Regions from separate parts of the Homo sapiens genome. Here regions 2 and 3 are each linked to region 1. The links are chromatin contacts, found by Hi-C or POLR2A ChIA-PET in ENCODE. All regions are on one chromosome and are shown on one strand. Each heading gives the region's core, a stretch centred on a gene start or an enhancer-like site at or near the end of the contact. The rest is flanking DNA. Distances are from core to core; before and after follow the strand shown.

What was found. A loop is a pair of places that touch in the nucleus more often than their neighbours do. ChIA-PET counts read pairs that join two places held with the same protein, here RNA polymerase II (POLR2A). Pooled maps may share reads with other maps.
Region 2: a loop to region 1 is called in a pooled map, with 5 times the contacts of the local background. The contact joins the promoter of GTF2F1 here to the promoter of CD70 in region 1. A Hi-C loop is called at or near these places in 2 of 50 pooled maps. POLR2A ChIA-PET finds 5 or more read pairs at or near these places in 2 of 52 experiments (Panc1 and activated CD4-positive, alpha-beta T cell).
Region 3: a pooled map shows a loop between it and region 1 (5-fold over the local background). The contact joins the enhancer-like site here to the promoter of CD70 in region 1. A Hi-C loop is called at or near these places in 4 of 37 single-sample maps with no recorded cell type and 4 of 50 pooled maps. POLR2A ChIA-PET finds 5 or more read pairs at or near these places in 1 of 52 experiments (OCI-LY7).

Annotation. Positions count from the first base shown.
Region 1 is chr19:6,589,787-6,592,507 of GRCh38, reverse strand. It overlaps CD70 (CD70 molecule), which reads left to right and starts at 1,358. Exons shown (of 3, transcript NM_001252.5): 1 at 1,358-1,667; 2 at 2,372-2,405. The coding sequence starts at 1,506. RefSeq lists enhancers at 1-118, 1,189-1,588, 2,089-2,458.
Region 2 is chr19:6,391,775-6,394,494 of GRCh38, reverse strand. It overlaps GTF2F1 (general transcription factor IIF subunit 1), which reads left to right and starts at 1,331. Exons shown (of 13, transcript NM_002096.3): 1 at 1,331-1,511; 2 at 1,592-1,638; 3 at 2,521-2,593. The coding sequence starts at 1,500. It overlaps MIR6790 (microRNA 6790), which reads left to right and starts at 1,512; the gene lies at 1,512-1,574. It also overlaps the pseudogene LOC390877.
Region 3 is chr19:6,799,729-6,802,428 of GRCh38, reverse strand. All of the region lies in intron 1 of VAV1 (vav guanine nucleotide exchange factor 1), which reads right to left. Among named protein-coding and RNA genes, the nearest start is that of VAV1, 28 kb to the right of the region's middle. RefSeq lists enhancers at 337-406, 197-717. Within about 2 kb of position 1,413, at least 27 of the 41 ENCODE cell types and tissues checked have a DNase peak (open chromatin) inside an H3K27ac peak, as active enhancers do; they include OCI-LY7, where a contact is called at or near this core.

The sequences.
Region 1 (2,721 bases), core at 109-2,608:
GGCTGGATGCGGTGGCTCACACCTGTCATCCCGGCACTTTGGGGGACCTACGCAGCAGGATCGCTTGAGCCCAGATGTTTGAGACCAGCCTGGTAACATAGTAACACCCTATCCTCTACCCCCCCCAAAAAAAAAATTAGCCGGGCATGGTAGCGTGTGCTGGTAGACCCAACTATGCAAAAGGCTGAGATGGGAGGGTCACTGAAGCCCAGGAGTTTGAGGCTGCTGTGAGCTGTGTGGCGCCACTGCATCCAGCCTGGGCAACAGAGCAACACTCTGTCTCTAAAAATATTAATTTAGGCCGGGCGCGGCGGCTCACGCCTGTAATCCCAGCACTTTGGGAGGCCAAGGCGGGCAGATCACGAGGTCAGGAGATGGAGACCATCCTCGCTAACATGGTGAAAACCCATCTCTACTAAAAATACAAAAAGTTAGCCGGGCGTGGTGGCGGGCGCCTGTAGTCCCAGCTACTTGAGAGGCTGAGGCAGGAGAATGGCGTGAACCCGGGAGGCGGAGCTTGCAGTGAGCCGAGATGGCGCCACTGCACTCCAGCCTGGGCGACAGAGCGAGACTCTGTCTCAAAAAAAAAAAAAATAAATAATAAAATAAAATAAAAATAAAAAATAAAAATATTAACTTAATTTAACTTTAAACAAAAAAGCAGGTGGTCTCCAAGAATGCAGGAGATAACTGACCGGGTGCAGTGTCTCATGCCTTTAATCCCAGCACTTTGGAAGGCCAAGGCGGGTGGATCACCCAAGGTCAGGAGTTCAAGTCCAGCCTGGCCAACATGGTGAAACCCCATCTCTACTAAAAATACAAAAAATTAGCCAGGCATGGTGGCGCGCGCATGTTACTCCCAGCTACTCGCGAGGCTCAGACAGGAGAATCGCTTGAACCCAGGAGATCGAGGTTGCGGCGAGCTGAGATGGCGCCACTGCACTCCAGCCTGGGTGACAGAGGGAGACCTCCGTCTCAAAAACAAAACAAATCAAAAAAATGCAGGAGAGGGGTACACGAATATTTGGGGAGCACCCCCAATTCTTGGATGTCTGCTGTATCCCCAGTGCACAGCACAATCTAATCCCTAATAAATGTGCAGTGGAGGTTTGTTGAATAAATGAATGGGCCCCAGAAGAATGAGGTGGAGAGGGGAATAGGAAGATTGAATGTCTCCTGCCTGAAGGTCGGGCGGGGAGGGGTTGGGGGCAGGCAACTCTGAGGCTCACCCGGGGCCACTGCCTGCATCCTGGCAACTGCCTCCACCCACTTTAGGATCTTCAGACTGGCAGCGGTTGGAGGGAATTTCCCCTCGCCAATTGCTCAAGTCCCTCCCCTCGACCGGCCGGACATCCCCAGAGAGGGGCAGGCTGGTCCCCTGACAGGTTGAAGCAAGTAGACGCCCAGGAGCCCCGGGAGGGGGCTGCAGTTTCCTTCCTTCCTTCTCGGCAGCGCTCCGCGCCCCCATCGCCCCTCCTGCGCTAGCGGAGGTGATCGCCGCGGCGATGCCGGAGGAGGGTTCGGGCTGCTCGGTGCGGCGCAGGCCCTATGGGTGCGTCCTGCGGGCTGCTTTGGTCCCATTGGTCGCGGGCTTGGTGATCTGCCTCGTGGTGTGCATCCAGCGCTTCGCACAGGCTCAGCAGCAGCTGCCGCTCGAGTCACTTGGGGTGAGTTGAGATGGAAAAGTTGGGAAGAAAACATAGAGAGGCGCGTGACCGAAAAGACAGAATGAGATGGGTACAAAGAGGCCAGAGAGGAAGATCTGGTAGGGCAGAGACAGAGACCAGAACAGGGAGGCGAGGCGGGGACCAGGCTGCCCGGTGTAGGGGCTACGAGACAGGCAGCCCTGCCAGGAGGTACAGGGAGATCCCGGGATGGGAAAGGTAGGCACACATGGAAATGGAAGATGACTCGGCTCTGGTGTTCCCCCGGCAGGCTGACTCAGAGGCTGCTGGGGGCTTCACAAGGCTGGGCGTGGGGGCTTCCTGGGGCCTCCTAGGACGGGATGGCCCCAGCCACTCGCTCCGGGTGGGGGAGGGGTCCCTTTGGGGACCGCGCCGGGCGCCTTTGCAGCGTAGAGAGTCCGCTGCGCGCGGTGCTCTCGCGCCCAGTGACATCCAGGAAAACGATTCGGGAAACGAAGAAGTTCTTTTGAAGGTCTCGACTTCACGTTCCCCGCTGGTTCAGACCTGCTTCCTCTTTAAGAAGTCTTAAGAGTAAAAAAAAATAAAATGAAATAAAATCACCAGTGCGCGCCGTGGGATGAGAGGTGGAAAGGAGGATGGACAGAGAAAAGAGAGCTCCTGGCACAGGGGACACATAGAACCTCTCTGCTTACGTCCGTGCCCTGTTTTCTGGTCTTTTCTTCCAGTGGGACGTAGCTGAGCTGCAGCTGAATCACACAGGTAACACGGGGGACGTGGAGGGACGGGGAGAAGAAGAGGCACAGAGAGAGAAGGAAGGAGAGGTAGAAAGACAAGTGGGGAGAGACAGAGAGAAAGAGACACAGACAGAGACGGAGGGAGAGAGGGAGGGAGAGATAGGGAGGGAAACGGAGAGGGGGAGACAGAGAGAAGACAGAGAGGGAGGGAGAGGCCCAGAGAAAGGGAGGGAGAGACAGAAAAAAGAACAGAGAGAGGGACAGAGGGGACAGACGGGACAGGAGAAGAAGGGGAAAGAAAGAAACAGGGAGAGACGCAGGGAGAGTGGAAGAGGGAGGGA
Region 2 (2,720 bases), core at 82-2,581, 200 kb after region 1:
TGCTGGGATTACAGGCATGAGCCACCGTGCCCAGCCGTTTACTCGTTCTTGTCTCCCCCAAGCCAGACACTCCATGAGGGCAAGGACTATTTCTGCCTCCCTCATTCCTATATTCCTAGGGGTTGGCGGTTCCTGACATTTAGTGGTGGATGAGAAATAAATGAAAACAGACACATCGACGGTGTCTGTAGTTCATGGCCCAACTTTTGTGTCTTGCCCGCCTTCCCTTTGCTTAGCCAACTCCTATGCATCCCTCAGTGCCCAACTGAAACCTCCCCTCTTCTCTGAGCCCTCAGAGCCCCGCTGTGCTTCTCCTGCTCCTTCCTGGGTTGTAGATTCCCATGCTGTGACTCTGTCTCTTCCACGACACTGTAACCCTCGAGAGGACACTGTAATCCTCCGTGGGGAGCTGGTTTGACAGATTCACCTTGCGGGGCCCCGAACCCAGGAGGTGCTGGAGTATTTGCGAAGTGGAGCAATGAATGGTTGCGCCGTGAGCATGCGCAGTTGTGTTACTGCCATGATTCGGGGGATGTGTGCATGCCTGGAACGGGGTAGGGGATCCTGCATCTCCCTCCTGTTCTCGGCAGCTTCCTTCCCTTCCCCCCAGGAAGCCAGCCAGCCGCCCCCGCGACGTTACCCTTCTCCTGGGGCCTCAGAGCCCTGCCCATCTCGGGCAGCTTGGACTTGCAAAGACCCATCCGGCCAGCAGCTCTTGGGGTGGTCGCGCCCCGACCCCGCCCAGGCTCTGACCCCTCCTGGCTCGGCTCAACGTCACAAGGGTCCCCGCCCCGGTCATTTTGCGGGAATGACGGGGTCCACCCCTTCGGGGTAGGGGGAGGAAATGAACCCCAAACAGACCCATGGGGAGCCAAGCGGCGGTTCGACCCGACCCGAGTAGGCCTCGGTTGCTATGGTGACGCGGCCTTCTGGGCCCCCCAGGTCCAGAGCGGCAAGGCGCATGCGCAAAGTGCCTGGGAGCCCGCAAGGGGGATTCGTCTCCCTCTTCCCACCCAGGATGCCCCACGGTCCTTGGGTGCTGACGTCACGAGAGAGGGCGGTCCCCCATTTGATGAAGTTAACCGCGTTATATACAAGAGCGCCAGCGACAGAGGCCCGTTAGTTTATCTCAGACTCGGCCTAGGTTTGCTGAGTCTAAAAAGGGACCGCGGTGGACCTTTTGAGGTGACCATAGCCGCCGAGGAGCATAAGTGACTGCGCACTGAGGTGGCCACAGTCGCTAAGAAGGTTGCCATCGCGACGCGGCTGCTCGAGGGTTTCGCTTCCGGGTTAGGCGGCCGCAGAAGCGTAGACCGAGTAGCTTGAGCGCCTCTTCCGGTTACCTTTTCCCAGCGCCAGAGGCGCCTAGGGTTGGGGTCCTCGCTCAGGCACAGAGACCCGACACCGAGCGGCGGCTTCCCCGGGATCGAGGGACGCGCACGCCAGAGGAGACGAAAGGAACCCGGGTCGGACCAGATCGGAACCACTGACCATTGCCCATGGCGGCCCTAGTGAGTGTGGATTTGGCGGGGTTCGGGGGTTCCGACGGCGACCTCGGCGACCCCTCACTCACCGCTTCCTCTTTCCGCAGGGCCCTAGCAGCCAGAATGTCACTGAATACGTCGTTCGAGTTCCTAAGTAAGTCCCCAGCCCCATCTCCCACTCCTCTCCACCCCCCAAAAATGAAAACCTTCACGATCTTCTTAGCCAGCCATTTCTGGCCCTGTCTGTGGTTCTCCCTCCAGACCGGGAGAGACTTGGAGGGCAGGGCTGGGATTAAGCTGAGGCTTCTCTGGGGACAACACTGCTTTTTTGAACGAATGAATGAATGAGTGCATTAATACACGGTGATCCAGCCCCCTGGCCTAACCTTCGAGGAGTATATGGTCCCATGATGCCCAGGCCAGCTGTAAGGACATATTCCTCGTCCTGTTTCAAAGTGGTCAGGCTGTCTTTCCTTTCCAGGCCTTTGTACATCCTGTTCCTCTGCCATGAGTGCCTCCCCTCAACCCCTAAACTGTGACTCTGCTGGGTGAATTCTTGATGATTCTGCAAAACTCAACTCCAGTATCTTCCTCCTCCAGGAAATACTCCCTGCCTGTCCTCCCTCCTCCCCAAGGCTGAGTTCACAATAATCTCCACATCTTGGGTTCCCCCAAATCTTCGTCCCTCCATCTGCTCTTCTTCTGCCTGGGGTCAGGAGAGGATGGGTCTAGCTTCTCTGGCAGACTGGGAATCCTTGGAGTCTTCCGTATCCAGTGTTGCCAGGCAAAACAGGCTGAATGAAGCTGGGTGGGTTTGTTGAGTGAATTGAATTGAATTAATGATTCAATTGAATGGAATGATTGAATTGAATTAATGGTTCAATTGAATTGAGTGATTGAATTAAAGTAATGATTTGATTGAATTAACGATCCAGTTGGGTGGTTGATTGAATTAATGGTTCAATAGCATTGACTGATTAAATTAATGATTGAATTGCTGTATTGGATTGACACTACCTCTTCTCATCCACTCCAGGAATACAACCAAAAAATATAACATCATGGCTTTTAATGCAGCCGACAAAGTCAACTTTGCTACGTGGAATCAGGTAAGTCTCTGAGTCCTGGGGGTCAGGGGCTGGGGTGGTGAGAGAACTTGACCCTGACCTTGGTGGTTGTGATAGTTGCTTAACTGTCATAGTCACTAAGTCTTAATTTTCTCACTTTTCTCCAAGT
Region 3 (2,700 bases), core at 164-2,663, 210 kb before region 1:
ACCACCAGAAAGGACTTCCTGGTCGCCTGAAGAGTGTGAGAAAGTGGCAAAGGACAGGAGGTCCTTTATTTTTTTTAATTTTATTATTATTATACTTTAAATTTTAGGGTACATGTGCACAACGTGCAGGTTTGTTACATATGTATACATGTGTCATGTTGGTGTGCTGCACCCATTAACTCCTCATTTAGCATTAGGTATATCTCCTAATGTTATCCCTCCCCACTTCCCCGACCCCACAACAGTCCCCTGTGTGTGATGTTCCCCTTCCTGTGCCCATGTGTTCTCATTGTTCAATTCCCACCTATAAGTGAGAACATGCGGTGTTTGGTTTTTTGTCCTTGCTATAGTTTGCTGAGAATGATGGTCCTTTAAACAAACGTAGGAGAGGCATTATGAGGACGGTTCCTCCCTGCTGGGGGCAACCCCCCTCAGTGCCCCTCTTCCTTCCTCCAGGAAGAGGCGGGCACCCACTGTGCTGGCATCGTGCCCATATGCAAATCAGCACCCAGGCGCACTGCGGTGAACCCTGAGGTTCATTCTTCCCCATTTGCCAGCCAGCCTCCCATCAACAAAACCCCTGCCCAAGATGAAGAAAGAGCCAGAAAGGTCGGCTGGCTTTCCACGCTCCTTCGGGGAAGCAGTGTGCAGGGACAGAGGCCTCTGGGGTCTGGGAGAAGGGGACCCAGAGCCAAGCACGACGGCAGCAATCAACTCCCCACCCCCACCCCAGCACCAGGGAGCCGGCCGGAAACCGGAAATGCCTGTTACCAGGGCTTGGTTGGGGAGATAGAAAAAAGGGTGGGTGGAGGGGCCCTTTGCGTTCAACCCATCAGCCCCTTCATCAGGCAACCTCAAGCTCCCGAGGGTTCCCAGAGAGGGCGGGTGTGCTGTGCACCCTTTCAAAGCTCCGAAGCAGGGGTGCAGAGTGTGCACGCCTCATCCTAGCCCTCAAACCCTTCTGTGAGGAAGCCCGTCTCTCTTCTGCCCCATCCCCTACCACCCCAGCACACACTCCACTTTTCAGCACCGGTGGGAGGGTCAGGCAGATCTGGTTCGACTCCCAGACCAGCCCGGCAAGTTGAGGGAGCTTGGATGGGATCATTTTGCTTTCCGTTGATTCAATTGACTCATCTGTACGTCGGGAATGAAAATACTTGACCCAATGTTTGCGGTAGAGCCTGGTGTGAAACCCAGCACCCCAGACCCGGTCATGCATTAATTCAGCAAGCATGTGTGGAATGCCTACTGTATGCCAAGCACCAGAACCTAATGGTGATCAAGACAAACAGAGCTCTGCCCTTACAGGGCTTATGTAATCCAGCCAGGAGACAAACACTAAGCAGTCAGCAAGGTGAATAATTGATGATGAGGGTGGTGAGAGGGTGTGCCGGGAAGCACAGAGAGCTATGGGACCTGGTTAAATGCAGGAGGCACCTGGTAAGGCTTTGGGGTGGTACAGGAGAGAATGGTGCCATGCAGGCGACAAAGAGATGGTGAGCGGCTGGGTGCGGTGGCTCACGCCTGTAATCCCAGCACTTTGGGAGGCTGAGGCGGGCGGATCACTTGAGGTCAGGGGTTCAAGACCAGCCTGGGCAACATGGTGAAACCCCGACTGCACACACACACACACACAAAAATTTGCCAGGCGTGGTGACAGGCGCCTGTAATCCCAGCTACTCTGGAGGCTGAGGCAGGAGAATCGCTTGAACCCAGGAGGCGGAGGTGGCAGTGAGCCGAGATCACGCCACTGCACAGCCTGGGCAACAGACCGAGGATGTCTCAAAAAAACAAAAAACAAAACAAAACAAAAAAAAGAAGCTGGGTGTGGTGGCTCATGCCTGTAATCCCAGCACTTTGGGACGCTGAGGTGGGTTGATCACTTGAGGTCAGGAGTTTGAGACGCGCCTGGCCAACATATAGTGAAACCTGTCTCTGCTAAAAATACAAAATTAGCTGGGTGTGGTGGAACACGCCTGTAGTCCCAGCTACTTGGAAAGCAGAGGAAGGAGAATCGCTTGAACCCAGGAGGCAGAGGTTGCAGTGAGCCGAGATCATGCCACTGCACTCCAGCCTGGGCAACAGAGCAAGACCCCATCTCAAAAAAAAAAAATGAGACAGATAGTGAAGCAAAGAAGAGAAGCATGCTGAGCAGCTGGCAGGAACATCACATGGCAGATCCACTTTGGAAAAGTTGGTACGTTTTCCTTGTTATTACTATTATTTTTTTACCTTGCAATTCCAGCACAAAGGAAGAAAAGTTGGTACATTTTCTTCTTATTAAAAAAAAAAATTAAGAAACAGAGCCTCACTATGTCGGTCAGGTTGGTCTCAAACTCCTAGGCTCCAGCAATCCTCCCGCCTCAGTTCCCCAAAGTGCTGGAATGACAGGCATGAGCCGCCGTGACTGGCCTGGTAAGTTTTCTTAAAACATTAAGCATGCACCTATCATACGATATATTCCATTACCAGGCATTTACTCAAGAGAAATGAAAGCACATGTCCATACAAAGACTTGTACAGAATGTTCATAGCAGCTTGATTCTGTTTTCTTTTCTTTCCTTTTTTTTTTTTTTTTTTTTTTGAGACAGTCTCAGTCTGTCACCCAGGCTGGAGTGCAGCCTGGCCCAATCACAGCTCACTGCAGTCTCAAATTCCTGGGCTCAAGCAATCCTCCTGCCTCAGCCTTCCAAAGAGTTA